2 separate regions of the Homo sapiens genome follow, and region 1 is linked to region 2. The links are chromatin loops, found by intact Hi-C in ENCODE. Cell type or tissue: upper lobe of right lung. All regions are shown on one strand. Links, peaks and the distances in the headings refer to the core of each region. The heading gives the core; the rest is flanking DNA.

Region 1 (9,369 bases), core at 16-8,015, 410 kb after region 2:
TGGGTCATTTGGGGTCTGGCTCCTGCATCTAAAATGGGCTTCTTGATGGTTATTTGGCTTTCATGTCTTAGCTGTCTCATCTATGAAACACAGTTGGTGGCAATATTTGTCTCATAGGGCTGTTTGGAAGATTAGATGAGATAACACATGCACGACACTTCTGTACTCATTGAGTAAATATTAACATATTGCCTACTCCGTGCCAGGCCCTGTTCTAAGCACTGGGAATGCAGCAGTGAATAAAAGAAGCCTTACCCTCAAGGAGTCTCCAATATACTGAGGGGAAAGCAGGCAATTAGCCACTAAATATATATATGTTAGGTGGTGGTGAATGCCAAGGGGAAGGGGCATCGGAGTGTCAGGTAGAAGTGGCTCTTCTATATAAAGTGTGTAGGAGACACCTTCTTATGATGAGATGCTGTTTGGACAAAAACCTGAAGTGAGAAAGGAACCATGTGACTATCTGGGGGAAGAGAATTTCGGGCAGAAAGAAGAACAAATGGAAAGGTCCCGAGGTGAGAGTGTGGTTCATGTGTTTCAGGGATGGCATGGAGGCCAGAGTGTAGGGTTGCCAAACTTAGCAAAGAAAAATACAGGATGTCCAGTTAAATTTTAAATGAATGATGCAACATTTGAGACATACTGCTACCAAAAAATTGTTCATTGATTACCTGAAATTGAAATGTAATTGAGTGTCTTGTATTTTATCTGGCAACCCTACCAGTATGCTGGAGTGAAATGGGTTAGGGCGCTGAAGTAAGAGGTGGGGGCTGATCATTTCTCACAATACAATTCACAAAACATATCAGCTATGTTCTTGTTCTTGTTCTTGCTGCTCCTATGGCTACAGTGGGCAGAAACTTAGGGGAGTAGGGGAGTCCTCTGAGCCAAGTAGGTGGGAAGGAGACCCTAACAGAACGGGGAGCATTGGGTGCCTTTCCACAGCTCACCACGTCAGCCAGATAGAGTGGATGCAAGCTGTCATGCTGGAGTCACTAGGGGCACCTAGAACCCTTGGTTTAGTTTAATTTTGAAATAACAGTTTAATTGACATATAATTCACATACCATAAAATTCACCCCTTTTGAGTGTGTAATTCAGTGGTTTTAGTATCTTCACAGAGTTTCACAATCACTACTAATTTCTGAACTTTTTTTTTTTTTTTGAGACAGTCTTGCTCTGTCGCCCAGGCTGGAGTGTAGTGGCATGATCTTGGCTCACTGCAACTTGTGCCTCCCAGGTTCAAGCGATTCTCCTGCCTCAGCCTCCGAGTAGCTGGGACTACAGGCATGTACCACCATGCCCGGCTAATTTTTGTATTTTTGTAGAGACAGGGTTTTGCCATGTTGGCCAGGCTGGTCTCAAACTCCTGGCCTCAAATGATCCACCCGTCTCAGCTTCCCAAAATGCTGGGATTACAGGTATGAGCCACTGCACCTGGCCTAATTTCAGAACACTTTTATCTTCTCAAAAAGAAACCCCATATCCATCAACAGTCACTCCTTATGGCCCCCTCCCTTTCTTCCCCCACCCCCTGGGAAACCACAAATCTACTTTCTATCTTTTTACCCACCTAAGCCTCAGTTAGATAGGTTTTGCCTATTCTGGACACTTTGTACAACAGAATCATGCTGTATCTGTATATCCCTGGTAGGTGTCTGTATCTGTGTTTATTTGAGAAACTGCCAAGTTGTTTTTCAAAGCAGCTGCATAATTTTACATTTCCATTAACAATGGGTAAGCGTTCTAATTTCTCCACATTCTCACCAACACTTGTTATTGCATATATTTTTTATTACAGTCACCCTAGTGGGTATGAAGTGGCATCTCACTGGTTGTATTTGCCAAATGGCTAAAGACGTTGAACATCTTTTTATGTGCTTATAGTTCATTTGTATATCTGCATTGTAGAAATGTCTATTTAAATCCTTTGCCCATTTTTATTTCATTTTTATTTATTTATTTTTTTTGAGATAGAGTTTCACTCTGTCACCCAGGCTGGAGTGCAGTGGTGCAGTCTCGGCTCACTGCAACCCCAGTCTCCCAGGCTCAAGTGATTCTTGCGCCTCAGCTTCCTGAGTACCTGGGACTATAGGCACGTGCCACCATGCCCAACTAATTTTTGTATTTTTTGTAGAGATGGGGTTTCTCCATGTTGGCCAGGCTGGTCTCGAGCTCCTGGTCTCAAGCAATCCTCCCTCCTTGGCCTCCCACAGTGCTGGGATTACAGGTGTGAGCCACCGCACCTGGCCCTTTGCCCATTGTTAAACAGGGTTGTCTTTTTATTATTGGGTTGTAAAAGTTCTTACATATTCTTTTTCTTTTTCTTTTTTTCTTTTTTTTTTTGAGACAGGGTCTCACTCTGTTACCCAGGCTGGAGTGCAGTGGCGTGATCTCGGCTCACTGCAACCTCCACCTCCTGGGTTCAAGTGACTCTCCTACCTCAGCCACCCAAGTAGCTGAGATTACAGGTGCGCATCACCATACCTGGCAAATTTTTGTATTTTTAGTAGAGACGGGGTTTCACCATGTTGGCCAGGCTGGTCTCGAACTCGTGGTCTCAAGCAATCCTCCTGCCTCAGCCTCCCAAAGTGCTGGGATTATAGGCATGAGCCACCACACCTGGCCTCTTTTCATATTCTTGATACATGATTTACAAATAATTTTTCCTATTCTGTTGGTTGTCTTTTTACTTTCTTGATGGTGCCTTTTGAAGCACAAGCGTTTTTAATTTTGATGATGTCCTATTTATTTATTTGTTTTTTGAGACAGAGTTATGCTCTTGTTACCCAGGCTGGGGTGCAGTGGCGCAATCTCAGCTCACTGCAACCTCCGCCTCCTGGGTTCAAGTGATTTTCCTGCTGCAGCCTCCTGAGTAGCTGGGATTATAGGTGCGCACCACCATGCCCAGCTAATTTTTTGTATTTTTAGTAGAGACGCGTTTTATCATGTTGGCTAGGCTGGTCTCGAACTCCTGACCTCAGGTGATCCACCCGCCTCGGCCTCCCAAAGTGCAGGGATTACAGGCATGAGCCACTGCGCCTGGCCCAATTTATTTATTTTTTTCTTTTGTTGCTTGTGCCTTTAGTGTCGTATCTAAGAACCATTGCTTAATCCAAGGTCATGAAGATTTACTCCTATGTTTTCTTCTCAGTTTCACAGTTTTAGTCTTACATTTTAGATTGTCTGTGATCCATTTTTTGTTAATTTTTATATAGGGTGTGAAGGTAAGCTGTCCGACTTTTTTTTTTTTTTTTTGCATGTGGCTATTCAGTTATTCCAATCACGTATGTTTAAAAATACTATTCTTTCCCTACTGAATTGTCTGGCAACTTTTGTTGAAAATCAATTGACCATAAATGCATGGGTTTATTTCTGGACTCTCAGTTCTGTTCCATTCATCTATATGTCTGTCCTTATGTCAGTACCACACACTGTCTGAATTACTAGCGCTTTGTAGTAAGTTTTGAAATCGGGAAGTGAGAATCCTACAACTTTGTTCTTTTTCAGTATTGTTTCACTATTCCAAGTCCTTTGGATTTCCATGTGAATTTCTGAGTCAGCTTGACAATGTTTGCAAAGAAGCCTGCTGTGGTTTTGATAGGGATTGCATTGAATCTGTGGTTCACTCTGGGGAACATAGCCATCTTATGTTAAGTCTTCCAATTCATGAACATGAGATGTCTTTCCATTTATTTACGTGTTCTTTCATTTCTTTCAACAATGTTTTGCAGTTCTCAGAGTACATGTCTTGTACTTCTTTCGTTAAATGTATTCCTATAGACTACTTATTTTTAAGACTTTTTTTTTTTTTACTGTATATGTTTGGTGTTTCCAGAATTTGTATGAATTGTTTTGGAATTGGTTCTGGAAGTAAGCACCATGAGTGAGGGCACCTTGCCTCCATGGGGTTGTGGGGTTGTGGGGTTGTGGGGTGGGTAGTTGTAGACATGGTCAGCAGACTAACTAGGGGTTAGTTTTAAACTTCTCTGGTAGCCTGTGGACTCTCCTCTTCTTCATCACCAAAACTCCTTATCACCCACGCCTCATGCTCTCCCCACACATTCTATGTGCTAAGTGCTGTTCCTGGATAATTTAATGCTCAGAATAAGCCTAATTTACGAGGTTTTGTGATCATTTTACAGAGAAGGAAATTGAGGCTTAGATAGGTAAAGTCACCATCCTTGGGAGTCATGGAGCAGGACTGAAATCCAGACACTCGGACTTGAGTTCATGCTCTTAACCACAATCCTACACCTGCTTTGAGGCAATGTATGTGTTTCCCTCTCCATGCTTCACTTTTTCTGCACAGATTTGTCAAGGAGGTTTTCAGTTATAAATTGATAAATGTGAGTATAAACCAGCTGGTTTACAGTTGGTTTATCAGGCAGTAGATTTTTCCAGGCTCCTTGTGGCAATAGTGATGAATTGTCTGGGGATGTTTAGACAAGTGTGATAAATTCTGCAAAAATGTGCCAGCCAATACATTAATTATTTTTTTGACTAACCCAGCTGTGCTCTTCCAGATACCCAAGCCGTGGAGTGTGTGGACAGGATCCTTATTTACTGGTCTTCTGGCTGAAATCCCTCATGTGATGAATCATTAATGCCTCCGGTTGAGAGATTAGACTTTATTTGCAAGACTGGTTTAGAAGATTTACTATTAGAAGTAAATAAGAAATGCTGAGAAGCTGAGAGGAAAGCCTCTTTGCTCCTGGAAAGGGACCTTTGGCATGAAGGAGACTTCTGTCACCCTCCTCCCCACCTTACCCCCAGCAGCGCTTGTTTCTGCAATAGAGTTAAGCAGGTTAATAATTTGCAGCTCAGAGGGTTTGTGTGGAGGCGGCGTTTGGAATGACTTGCTTGCATACCAACTTGTACTCCTGGAGCCTGAGCCCACTTCCTCCCCGCTCCTATCAGATTTTGCTTTATCTGCACAGTGGGAAGCTGGCATGCTGGGGAAATCCAGCAGAGAGCACCCTCTGCTGTCCTTCTCTTTCTCCTCCTCTTTGTACTGGCCATCAGGGGACTTGGCTCTGCTCTGAACCTCTTGGGGCTTGAGTGCTTTCAGCTGAAGAAGTCAGAAAACCTTCTCTGAGGTATCAGGGGTATATATTTGTATAATACTTTATACTTTCCCAATCACTTTGGTTTTTACTGGTCCTCCACATTTCTTATTTGACAAATGAGGAAACTGAGACACAGAGAGGTGAAGTAACCCAGCGGGTTAGCAGCATGGCAAGGAAGAGACTCCAGATGGCCTGGCCTCGTATCTGGGGTTTGGAGTGATCCTACACCTGCCATATGGGAATGCTGAGCCCCAGGGTAGGGACTGCTGGGGAGACCCAGCTGAGAGGGAACCCAGAGCACAGGCGTAGGCTCCGTTCTGTCCCTACTAAGCATGATACTGCTGGAGGCAGCAGCTCAATTCAAAACACAATTCGCTCACTACCTGCTTGATTAGCCATCTCTATGCTTGATAATAATAATTGTGCCATTTATTGCACCTCCTCTATGCCAGGCACTTTATTATAATCATTCACTCATTTAATGATAGGTATTGTGTGTCTTGACCATGTGCTAAGGGTGTGGGGGCTGGTAAGATAGATACCTCTTGTGGCCATCCTGGGGCTTATATTCTGGGGTGGGAGGTGGACAATTAAACAGGCGATTACAATAAAATGTGCCAAGCGGTCATGACAGTAGGAGGTAGGAATACACAGGGCAAGCGCCTAACCTGGACACATTTGCAGAGGAGGTGAGATACCTGAGGAACAGGCATGAGCTAAGTGAAGAGGCATGGGTGGGAGTGTTTCCAGCAGAGGAAAGCGTGGATCGTGACACATTAGAGGTGCTGGGAGTTGTCCAGTATCACTGGGATGTGATATATAGAGCAGGGAGTGACCCGATGAGACTAGAGAGGTCACTGGGGGTGAGGTCAGGAGCACCACTGAAGGCCCTGGTAAGGATTTGGGCTTAAAAGGTCTTAGGTATTTATTTTTTATTTTTATTTTTTTTCAATTTGAGAAATCAGTCTGGTTTTGGAGAAGGGGTTTGAGTAGGGCAGGTTTGGAGGCTTTGGGGCCAGGGAGGAGGATGGTGCAGTAATCGGGAAAGAAATTCTGGTGGCTTTAGGCCAGTGATGGAGGCATAGAGGTGCAGAGAAATCATCAGGGCTCTGAGAGGAGTCCCCTGTGAATCCCAGGTTTCAGATTTGAATATGGGGTGGGTGGCAGAACCATTGTCTGAGATGGGAGACACAGGAAGAGAGAGGGAAATATCTTAGGTATGTAGAGTTGGAGCTGCCTGTGACACATCCAAGTGTTCAGTGGACAGTTAGATATAAGGACACTGGGCTGGGCACAGTGGCTTATGCCTGTAATCCCAGCACTTTGGGAGGCTGAGGCAGGTGGATCACATGGTCAGGAGTTCAAGACCAGCCTGGCCAACATGGTGAAACCCCATCTCTCCTAAAAATACAAAAATTAGCCAGGCATGGTGGTGGGCACCTGTAATCCCAACTACTTGGGACGCTGAGGCAGGAGAATTGCTTGAGCCCATGAGGCAGAGGTTGCAGTGAGCCGAGATCATGCCACTGCACTCCAGCCTGGGCAACAGAGCAAGACACCGTTTTAGGGGGGAAAAAAAAAAGATATAAGGACACGGAGCTCAGGGAAAAGTCTAGTCTAGAGATAAAACTTTGGGACTTGTTGATGTGGCTGATGTCTACAGAGCTCAGGCAGGTGTTTGGTGAGAGAAGCAGGCTGGGTAAGGTGAGCAAGAGGGCCAACTGCAACGTAGCTGGAGCGAATTGCTCACATGTGAATGAGGGCCTGGTGTTGGTAGACCTTCCAATTAAAAGAAAAATCCAAGGGAGCCAGGCTAGCAAATAAGTCAGGGCGCCGTACAGTTGCAATTCTGCTGCCACCACTTACCAACCATGACCTTGTCAAAGGCACATCATCTTCCTGAGCCACAGTTTCCTCACTGGTAAAGGGGGAACAATAATGGTACGTACCTAATGGGGTTACTTGAAGATTAAATGGTTTAACCTTTGTAAAGCACTTAGGATGCTATTTTTTTTACTGTATACAGTACTTGTTAAATAGTCAGTAAATTGGTAAGTAAATAAATACTATTGTGAAGTGCAATGTCGAGAGGGTGTAAGATGGAGCCCCAAGGAGCACTGACATCAAAGAGCTGCAGAAGAGACAGAGAAGGGAGACAAACCAAGGGGCAGGGTATAACGGAGCTAAGGTATCTGAGTGTTTCCAGAAGACGAGATTGGTCAACAGTGTCAAATGATGCAGAGAGATTGGGTAATATAAAGACTGAAAGGGGTCTGGGCGTGGTGGCTCATGCCTGTAATCTCAGCACTTTGGGAGGCTGAGGTGGGTGGATCACTTGAGGTCAGGAGTTCGAGATGAGCCTGGTCAACATGGTGAAACTCCATCTCTACTAAAAATACAAAAATTAGCCAGATGTGGTGACGGGCACCTGTAATCCCAGCTACTCAGGAGGCTGAGGCAGGAGAATTGCTTGAACCCGGGAGGCAAAGGTTGCAGAGCTGAGATCACACCACTGTACGCCAGCCTGGGTGACAGAGTGAGACTCCATCTCAAAAAAAAAAAAAAAAAATTGAAAAGTCAATTGACTCTGGCAGCAATACCTTATTTACTCCATACAGAAACCCTCCATACTATGTTATTGATGGAGACACTGAGGCTTAGCTGGTCTTGCAGATGCCCTATGTCATGCAGCTGGACAGCGAGAGAGCTGGGTTGTACCCAGAGGGTCAAATTCTGAAGTCCTTGATCTTTCCTCTACTTCCTGCTTCTGGAGGAGTTAGCAAAGAATTTTTCCAAGATTTCTGAACATGAGTAGGGTCAGTTTTCTTTCTCTTGCCTCTAAGTAGAGAACCAGTTTCCTCTGTACTCTGAAACATCCTTTCTCATTCCTTCTTGAGATGGACAACCTGTGATTTATGACATTTTCAAGATGATGTCTTCTGTTTGTTTTTTTGGTTTGTTTTTGTTTTCTTAATAGAGACAGGGTCTCACTTTGTTGCCCAGGCTGGTCTTGAACTCCTGAGCTTAAGTGATCCTCCCACCTCGGTCTCTGAAAGTGCTAGGATTACAGGCATGAGCCACCACACCTGGCTTAAGAGGATGTCTTCTCTATCATCCCATGTAAGAGTAGACAGAGCTTTTCCCAAACATGGGTTTTTAGGTAAACGGGCCCCCAAATGTCAGCCATCTGAAAAGGAAAGGCTTGGCTCAAGGTTCCATGTATTTGGATATGTTAACTTGCTTCCTTAATGTTGACTTGCTTTCTTTTCACTCAGAGCAGCGAGCTATTTAAAGAGAAAGGAGTTAAAAGGTGCCCAGTGGAAAAACCAGGAGTGCGTGATGTCATGGGAGTCAGACAGGAGTCAAGGACGTAGTGTATAGTCCAGTTCCCAGAGTCCACGGCACCTACATGGGTCACTAGACCTAGCTGACCCAGGCTCTGTGCCCATTTTTGCATCTGGAACCCTGAGAGACCTTCATGGGAGTAAAGAGGGTTAACAATTAAAATCTGAAGCTCTCTTTTCCCTCCTGGTTGAGAGAATAAATAGCATGAAGCAAATATTTTTCAAGAGCAAACTTTGGATTATCTTGGTGATAATCTGAATTATCAGCATTTAAAATGACTTTCAGAAAATGTCCATCAAGCTTTTACTGTTTTGTCTCATTAAACAATGATATTATTTCTGATTATGCTAGGGCCATAAACCTTCTGTGCGGTACAAGTTTCTCATGTTTAATGTCAGGTCAACATTTCACAATGCTGAGATCCGGACTCCGTAAAGAAAAGGACTGGCTTTATTTTAGGAAATCAGTGCCCAAAAGCTTGATGTTTACACAGAATGGTGCTTAATGTTTTCCCACATTTTTGTCAGAGGCCGCTTGGATGCCTTCAGTTATTCGTGCTCTGCCCCAACCAATGTTCACACTTTTAAAGAACAGCACCACCTGGGTGTGGACCCAGGTTGCGCGGGGTCTGAAGCTGATAGTAAATTAGGGCCTTCTTAAAATAGAGCACAAAATTAAGTACAGAAAAGTTGGTATTTACTTAAAATGAGCAAAGAAGGGGAGTTAGATGAGTGCAAGTGAGAGGTCTTGAAGCTTAAGTTTGGTTAGCTTCATAGTAAGGTCACTCCTGAAGCCACTGAAAACCTGTTCTAGAAATGAGGTGCCTTTCTTTGCCCCACCAGACTTCTCTAGCCCATTCTCTGATGAATGGCTGTCACTTCCTGTTTGCCAGCTGCAAACCCTCCCCAGGGTGAATTGCTGTTTTACCCTCTTGTATTACCATGTTTCTCTCCTT
Region 2 (9,369 bases), core at 86-8,085:
CCAAAACACCAGGACTGTGGACCAGGAATGATAGTTTTCTGGCCAGAAGGAATCTAAAAAAAAGAAGTCCTCATTGTATTTTACCTTTTCAGAGCCTCACTGTGGCCCCCCAGCAGGCCAGGCAGGTGTTTCCAGGAAGCAGAGGTTCAGAGAGGCTACGTGGCTCTCCAAGGCCACACAGCTACTTGATCTGGTCAGGGGGAGTAGGGACTTGAAACCAGGTCTTAGGACAGCAGGTGCCCATTGCTGCCCTGGGGGAAACAGGCTGAACTGCCCTAGAGGGAGCATTTGGTATCTGCAAGGGGGAGGCCAGCACTGAGCTCATGCTCCTGGGTCCCAGCACACCCTCCTGCCACAGCCTCATCATCACCAGGAGGGAAGGTTGCTATCTGGGGGCACTGCTACTTTTAAACGTTTATAATAATGGCAGTGAAGGTGCTGGCTTCATATCCTTGCAAGGGCTGTTCTTTGCAGATCCTCGGGGAGCTTCCGGAGCACTGTGCCTACATCATCATCTACGGGATGCCCACCTACTGGCTGGCCAACCTGAGGCCAGGCCTCCAGCCCTTCCTGCTGCACTTCCTGCTGGTGTGGCTGGTGGTCTTCTGTTGCAGGATTATGGCCCTGGCCGCCGCGGCCCTGCTCCCCACCTTCCACATGGCCTCCTTCTTCAGCAATGCCCTCTACAACTCCTTCTACCTCGCCGGGGGCTTCATGATAAACTTGAGCAGCCTGTGGACAGGTAAGGCCTGCCCCCGGGGCCTGGGCCAGCTTTGTTAGGACTCATGTGACTGGATGAAGCCTGCTTTCATCTGGAGATGGACACTTATCACTTAGATCCAACTCGAGGCTGGCCCTTCTGGAAGCAGAGGCCTTTGCCCACTGCCCTGGAGGCCAAAGGAATGATTCCATTAGAGATTCCAGATGCACCTCCTCCTATCCCACAGCTGATATCCAGAAGTCGCCCTTGACTGTCTCCCTCCCTCTCCACATCCACCTGTGAGCCAGGTCGATTCTGCCTCCTGTTTCTCTGAAATGTCTGCTTGGCTGTGTCTCCATCCCTGGCCACCATTGTTTGAGCCTGGGCCACTGCCATAGCCTGGTCTCTGTAACCTGGGCCCCTCCACATCCCTCTCGACTCAGCCACGCAGAGTGAGCTTTCCAAGGTGCAAACCCATGCCCCCCTTTGTTCAAATCTTCCCAGGGTTGCTCAATCCCTGCGGCCTCCCCAGCTTTCTGAAGCCCCCAGCACACCCCACCCTCTCACCTCTGAGCCTGCCCAGCTATTGTCTCTGGGAATGTCATGCCCGCCTTCCATGGGGCATCTCTTCTGCCAGGGCTTTCCTGATGCACCCAGGCAGGGCTCATTGCCTCCTTCCCCTCCCCATACCATGCCACCTCCATAGGATCAGGGCACAGGCTCCATTGTCTCTGGTGTGGGGCCGCTGAGTCTCCTCAGCCCACACAGTCCATGAAGCTGAGCACGTGCAGGGATGCCTCATCACATCCCTCTCGAGAATTGCTATGGATCAAATGTGTGGGTGACCCCGTGGCCTCTCAGCTCCCTCGGCCCCAGTCCATGTCCCCAGCAACCCCTCTGCCCTTTTGCCTCTTGGTCTCTGGTCTCTCTCCCCTCCTTGCTCATCAGAGAACTTGGGCCAGAGCCACCATGGCCCTGTCTCAGAGAGTGGGATGTGCCCTTGTGCAGGTAAGAGAGACTGTGTGACTGTGGGGAGACCATGGGAATATGGGGAGACTGAATACGGGGGAGACTGTGTCGATATAAAGGAGATCATGGGAATACGGGGAGACCATGAGAATAGGAGGAGACCGTGGGAATATGGGGAGACGGTGAGAATATGGGAAGACTGCAAGAATATAGGGAGACCATGGGAATATGGGGAGACTATGGGAATATGGGGAGATCACATGAATATGCAGGAGACTGTGAGAATATGGGGAGACCGTGAGAATATGGGGAGACTGTGGGAATATGAGGAAAGTGTGAATATGGGGGAGACCATGTCAATATAAAGGAGCCGTGGGAATATGGGGAGACTGTGGGAATATGGGAGAGAGAGTGTCAATATAAAGGAGACTGTGGGAATAGGGGGAGACCGTGGGAATATGAAGAGACTGTGTGAATATGGGGGAGACCATGTCAATATAAAGGAGATCGTCGGAATATGGGGAGATTGTGCGAATATGGGGAGACCATGGGAATATGGGGAGACTGTGGGAATATGGGGAGATCATGTGAATATGCAGGAGACCGTGTCAATATAAAGGAGACAGTGGGGATATGGGGAGACCATGAGAATATAGGGAGACCATGGGAATATGAAGAAACTGTGTGAATATGGGGGAGACTGGGAGTATGGGGAGACTCTAGTAATATGGGGAGACTGGGAATATGAGGAAACTGTGAATATGGGGGAGACTGTGGGAATATGGGGAGACCGTGGGAATATGAGGAGACTGTGTGAATATGGGGAAGACCATGTCAATATAAAGAAGACCATGGGAATATGGGGAGACCATGGGAATATGAGGAAACTGGATATGGGGGAGGCCGTGTCAATATAAAGGAGACCGTGGGAATATGGGGAGACTGTGGGAATATGAGCAGACTGTGTGAATATGGGGGAGACCACATCAATATAAAGGAGATCGTGGGAATATGGGGAGATCGTGCGAATATGGGGAGCCCATGGGAATATGGGGAGACTGAATATATGGGAGACTGTGGGAATATGGGGAGATCATGCAAATATGGGCAGACCATGGGAATATGGGGAGACTCTGTGAATATGGGGGAGACCATGCGAATATGGGGAAACCATGAGAATATGAGGGACACCTGTGAGTAACGCGGCTGTCTGTCTCCAGTGCCCGCGTGGATTTCCAAAGTGTCCTTCCTGCGGTGGTGTTTTGAAGGGCTGATGAAGATTCAGTTCAGCAGAAGAACTTATAAAATGCCTCTCGGGAACCTCACCATCGCGGTCTCAGGAGATAAAGTAAGCGGGGAAGGCCTCGGGTTCTAAATTATTGGACGTCCGGCTTTCCATCCTCCTCATGAGCCCACTGCATGTCTGTGTCTCCAGATCCTCAGTGTCATGGAGCTGGACTCGTACCCTCTCTACGCCATCTACCTCATCGTCATTGGCCTCAGCGGTGGCTTCATGGTCCTGTACTACGTGTCCTTAAGGTTCATCAAACAGAAACCAAGTCAAGACTGGTGATTCACGCCAGACGTCTGCCCGCTGGTGGGGGACCTGAGCAGACCCTTCAACTGCACTCCCTCCTCAGGAGCCCCTTCCTGGGGACAGTGAGGACAATGACCCTACAGATGCTCAGCTACATCCGGCCCAGGGTGCTGCAGTGGCACAGACCAGCCACAGGATGGCAGTAGAATAAAGACAGTCGAAAGGGATTTCTGCTCACTGGCAGGAGACTGCGATGACTGGGAGAAAACCTGCACTCGGTGGCACCTACAACGTTGCTAATTTATTTCCTTTTGATATGCATTTATATAGGCAACTCGATATAGGATGGGAGCAAACTAGGAATGAATTGGGTAGCTAGACTGTGCAGGAATTGTTGGAACCTGGAGGGAACAATAACAGTAGCTAGCAGATTTGGCTTCATCTTCCAGGGGCCCCACACTCCGTGGTGAGCCACCATCAATACAGAAAGTGACCTAAGATGTACCAGCAAGATGCCATCCCTTCTTTTTGTGTGGGGTCATGGGCTCCAAAAGCCAACGTGAACAATTAAAAATGTATTGAGCATCTACTCTGTAGCAGGTCCTGTGAAAACACTTTAGGTGGACAATCCCTTGAGGTAAGTGGTATCCCATTTTATAGGTGTGAAAACTGAAGCAAAAATTCATTTTCCTAAGGGCACATGGATACTTTGTGGTGGAGTCATATGGGGATCAGAAAAGCCTTTGAGGCCTTTGGAGTTAGAGGGCAGAAGGCAAGGCCTGAGCCGCTGTAAGCCTTAGGAGTTTAGGAAGGCTCCAGAAGACAAATGGGGTCTGTAGAGGCTGTTAACTCAGCCAGGCTTCTTAGAGTTGCATTTCACTAACTGATATGGTTTGGCTCTGCGTCCTCACCCAAATCTCACCTTGAATTGTAATAATCCCCAAGTGTCAAGGGCGGGACCAGATGGAGATAATTGAATCATAGGGGTGGTTTCTCTGATGCTGTTCTCCTGAGAGTGAGTGAGTTCTGATGAGATCCGACGGTTTTATAAGGGGCTTCCCTCTTCGCTCGGCTCTCATTCTCTCTCCCGCTACCCTGTGAAGAGGAGCCTTCCACCACGACTGCAAGTTTCCTGAGGCTGCCCCAGCCGTGCTGAACTGTGAGTCAGTTAAACCTCTTTTCTTTATAAATTACCCAGTCTTGGGTATTTCTTCATAGCAGTGTGAGAGCAGATGAATACACTGGCCCTGCCTGGGTTTCAGAACCAGCCTTGAACCTTTCACAGTGGCCAGAGGATGGGGAGGCAGAGGCCCAGGTTGCACACTTCTTGCCTGAGTGTTGGGGACTATCTGACCCAAAACAGGTGCACAGAGGGCAGGAGAGGATGTTCCCAAAGGAAAATTAGAGTTTAGAATCAAAAGAAGGGGAAGGTGCGTGTTTGGGAGGTAAATAGCAAATACTCTTCATAGGTTCACTAGAGTCTTGCTACTCCAAGTACGATCCCTGGGCCAGCAGAATGGGCACAGCTGGAGCTGATTGGATAGGTCCCATGAGCCTCAGGCCCCACCCAGGCTCAATGAGTCAGAGTCTGCGTCTTAAGAAGACCCCCTGGTGATCTGTGCACATTCAAGCATGCTGCCGTTTTCCAAAGCACTTGCAACACTCAGGATGCTTGCACGGTCATGTTGCCACCATCCAACCTGCAGACCCCATTCTTGAGATTGACTGGGAGTTCCTATCATGTCCTCCATAGCAAGGGGATCTAGACCAGAATCAAGCCTTGGATCTAGTTCTCAAGTCTCTTTTGTCTCTTTCAGTTTAGGAACAGTTTGTCAACTTTCCTTCACTTTTGTGACCTTGATACTTGAGTTTGAAGGCTGTCTCTCAATTTGTGTTCTGCCCAGTGCATCCTATCAGAAGGCATGTGATTTCAACTTCTCCCATACCAACAACGTTCACTTTGATCACTTGATTAAAGGGGTGTCTGCTAGGCTTCTCCACAGCCAAGTTACTATTTTCCCTCCCTTTATAATTAATAAGCATTTTGTAAGTGGGTACTTTGAAACTATGTAAATTGTAAACTTTCCATTTATGCATTTTAAAATTTTGATTGATGTAAACTTGTGAATTCCCATTGTATCCTTACAACCCTTTATTATTGTGATTAATTCTGATGCTCAGCTTGTCCCTGATTTGGCCAGTGGGAACCCCGTCGAGCTGGCTTCTGCATCCTTTTGATATGTCCTCATCATCCTTTGAGGGCTGAAACAACCAAGAGTTTCAGGCTCATTTTTTGTTTTGTTTTTTTTTTTTTGAGACAGAATCTCATTCTGTGGCCCAGGCTGGAGTGCAATGGCGCGATCTCGGCTCACTGCAACCTCTGCCTCCCAGGTTCAAGCGATTGCCTTGCCTCAGCCTCCCAAGTAGTTGGGATTAACAGTGCCCACCACCACACCTGGCTAATTTTTGTATTTTTAGTAAAGACAGTGTTTCACCATATTGGCCAGACTGGTTGTGAACTCTAGGCCTCAAGTGATCTGCCTGCTTCGGCCTCCCAAAGTGTTGGGATTACAGGTGTGACCCACCGCACCTGGTGTCACAGGTTCATCTTGTATTTTCCCATCTCAGCCCTGGAATCCGATGTTTCTCCAGAGAATCTGGGTTCCTCTTAGTGGAAAATGGTATTTAGAAGCCAAGGTTTTGGTGATAAGTATGCTCTTTGCTTGTGGAACATCTCTGCTCCCAGGCTCTCTCAGTGAACAGAGTTAGGGAGTGTGTGTGTGTGTGCGCGCGCGCGCGCGCATGTGCATACATATACACCTAAGTACACATGAGTTTACTCTGATAACATCCATTTCCAATCCAGCATCACAGAGTTGATCCTAGGTTCTTCCCTCTTCTCTAATTGTGAGAAACCTGGCTTCCATTACCCTTAGGTTATTTACTCATTTGATTAACCGCCTGCAGGTAAGTAATCTCCCATCTACACTGCCACGCCTTCTCCTGTATGGACGTCCTGCCTACCCTGCTCAGGCTCTAACTCCCAAGTCCAGCTTTCCCTGAGTCTGCAGCTGTCTTCCTCACACTCCCGTGGCCCACCACAACTTCCCCCCACCTCCTTGTCACTGTGGTCCCCTAATGGCGTTAGGCCTGAATGAAGAAGGGGGAAGGATGAAGAGGACATTGGTAGCTTGCCTTAACTCCCCAGGTAATTCTAATGTGCAGTGATTGACAGCCACTAAGATACATCACCTGACTTTGTGAGTTCACCATTCGGTCTGCAATGGGTTTTGGTAACTCAGTGGCTCTGTATGCCGTGCTGAAGGGGAAAAGGGCAAAGTGCAAAGGCAGGAGGGATGGAGAAAATATAGCAGCTGCCATTTATTTGTGTTTTTCCTACAGCGGTGGTTCTCCACCCTGGTTGCCCATGCTGGAGCTTTAACAAAAGCCAATGTGGACCCATTGCCCAGAGACTCTGATCCCATGGGTCTGTTTTGTTTAAAATGCTCTTCAAGGCATTGTGAGGCCAGGAAAACAAAGAACCAAGGCTCTCCCGGGTGCGGTGGCTCACGCCTGTAATCCCAGCACTTTGGGAGGCCGCGGAGGGCAGATCACGAGGTCAGGAGATCGAGACCATTCTGGCCAACATGGCAAAACCCTGCCTCTACTAAAAATACAAAAATTAGCTGGGCATGGTAGTGCGTGCCTGTAGTTCCAGCTACTTGGGAGGTTGAGGCAGGAGAATCGCTTGAATCCGGGAGGCAGAGGTTGCAGTGAGCCGAGATTGAGCCACCGCACTCCAGCCTGGTGACAGAGCGATACTCTGTCTCAAAAAAAAAAAAAAAAAACCCAAGGCTCTCGAGGCATGCATGCTGTTCAGCGAGCCCTGCCCTGCATTGCGAAAGGGTAGAGATTTGTTTATTTGTCAGTATTGAAAGCATGGCTTGCAAAGTTTTCCTGTTAAGAGTCAGATAGTAAATATTTGGGACTTCGTGGGCCTTATAGGCTCTGCTGCAATTACTTAACTCTGCTGTTACAGTGTGAGAGCAGCTGTAGACTATAGTAACGTACAGCCGGTGTGGCTGTCTTCTAAGAAAGTATTATTTACAAAAACAGGCAGGTTGCTAGATTTGACCTGAGGGTGTAGTTTGCAGAGCCTTGGTAAAGGTTTTCAAATTTGCATTTTAAGCCCTCCAATTTCAAGTTATGCTATTGGTGGGGAATTTTAATTAAACAGAAAATAATCACCAATATTGGCTCAAATATTTCCTGATTTAAAAAAAAATCTGCTCTTGTTCCTATAAATAGTATATAAGATGTAATCTTGCCCTGGGTTAAACCAGTCTACAGAGGTAGATCTCGCATTTGCTTTTGTTTTCTTCTACTTCAACTCTTGTCATGATCCCAAATTAAACAACTAGCAACAGAAATGTTCAAATCTGTCAAATCCAAGTGTTAACAGACCTGGGACCAGGGGTTCCTCATAGTGGCTTAGCACAGCATACAGACCACTTTCCTTTGGCCCAACCGGCCTTGGGGTCTGGAGCACCAAACAGGCCCTGAGGAAGCGTGCAAGGAACTGGAATGCGGGGAAAGTGATGAAATATTTTGTTGGTTGGCCTTTGCTTGTTTGCAAAATATATCCAATGCTCACACCTGAGAGACAACAGACATCCTTATTTGTGAATAGTCTGCACTAGATAATTCAGATTTCAAGTCATCTGTCATTCGTACTTGATAATGATTTGTTCTTCATTTAAAGTGGCCTGGGTACAGAGCAACATCCCCTGTCTTTATCACATGAGCTCTGCCTGAGGCAGCTTCAGCAGGTAGGCAGGCAGGCAGATGGAGCACAGCCCATTCTCTGCTGGTGCACTAGGAACAGCAGCACGTGTGGTGTTAGCAGCTAATAATTAAAACAACGTTTAAGCAGTGGGTTGAGATTTTTAAACACAAACCAACTCAAAAACACTTCTCTGCTTTCTATGTAATAGTGCTCACATCATTTGTATGATTGTCTCGTCTCTTTAAAATTGGAAATATTCTTGTTTCCCCAAACTGCTAATAAGCTCTACTGACCCATGCTAAAAATAAAGCTCTTTCGGCTGGGCGCAGTGGCTCATGACTGTAATCTCAGCACTTTGGAAGGCTGAGGTGGGTGGATCACTTGAGGTTAGGAGTTCAACATCAGCCTGGGCAACATAGTGAAACACCATCTCTATCCCAAATACCAAATTAGCCAGGCACAGTGGCAAGTGCCTGTAGTCCCAGCTACTCAGGAGGCTGAGGCAGCAGAATCACTGGAACCTGGGAGGCGGAAGTTGCAGTGAGCCAAAATCGCGCTACTGCACTCCAGCCTGGGCAACAGAGCAAGACTCGATCTCCAAACAAACAAACAAAACAAAACAAAACAACAAGAAAAACAGAACGTGGTGGCTCATGCCTGTAATCCCAGCACTTTGGGAGGCCAAGGTGGGTGAATCACCTTAGGTCAGGAGTTCAAGACCAGCCTGGCCAACATGGTGGAACCCCCATATCTACTAAAAATAACAAAATTAGCCGAGTGTGGTGGCACATGTCTATAATCCCAGCTACTTGGGAGGCTGAGGCAGGAGAATCACTTGAACCCAGGAGATGGAGGTTGCAGTGAGCCAAGATCACACCGCTGCACTCCAGGCTGGGCAACAAGAGCGAAACTCCATCTCAAAAAAAAGAGAGAAAAGAAAAGCTTTATTTGTGTTGATTCCATTATTCCACTATTGCACAGAAGCCCTGCACTGTGCTTGGAATCAGCTTGATCTTGAGTTTGTCTGGTTTTCACAGGCCTCCTCTTCCTGACAGTAAACTTGAAAATATTTTTATGTGGGCACTTGGGTTTTGAAGGACTCCTTGGGCCTCAATCCCCGGTGTCCTAACTCTGAGCTACAGAGCTGACTAGAAATCCTGTAAGAAGACCACCATGTGGAGGAAACCCTCCAAAGCACACAAATCATCCATCTCAGAAGGAACACGACTTGGAAAGGGGAAGGACATGGTGGTGTGCCCATTGATTGACTCATTCAGTGATGCCTACCGGGTGCCTATCATGCCAAGCTCTGCTAATTGGCAGGTCTGCAGAGTGCTGGAAGAACTCACCTCCTCAGGGAGAAAACAGACAAAAACA

Evidence for each region. Hi-C counts contacts between places; a loop is a spot of excess contacts. Peaks named below come from ENCODE experiments on the same cell type or tissue, not always from the same donor. Only the 100,000 strongest peaks of a DNase experiment are listed, where the experiment ranks them.
Region 1: a loop joins it to region 2, with 10 times the contacts of the local background. A loop is called at or near these places in 2 of 110 quality-filtered maps.

The regions. Positions count from the first base shown.
Region 1 is chr2:44,286,883-44,296,251 of GRCh38, forward strand. The region is part of intron 4 of SLC3A1 (solute carrier family 3 member 1); the gene reads left to right. Among named protein-coding and RNA genes, the nearest start is that of SLC3A1, 16 kb to the left of the region's middle. RefSeq lists an enhancer at 1-357. In upper lobe of right lung, for the core only: a CTCF peak has its summit at 4,972 (motif pointing left); a DNase peak (open chromatin) is centred at 4,939.
Region 2 is chr2:43,874,672-43,884,040 of GRCh38, forward strand. ABCG8 (ATP binding cassette subfamily G member 8) reads left to right here. Exons shown (of 13, transcript NM_022437.3): 11 at 475-742; 12 at 2,890-3,017; 13 at 3,105-8,317. The coding sequence ends at 3,242. Among named protein-coding and RNA genes, the nearest start is that of ABCG8, 40 kb to the left of the region's middle. In upper lobe of right lung, for the core only: a CTCF peak has its summit at 3,389 (motif pointing right); DNase peaks (open chromatin) are centred at 3,375 and 7,060.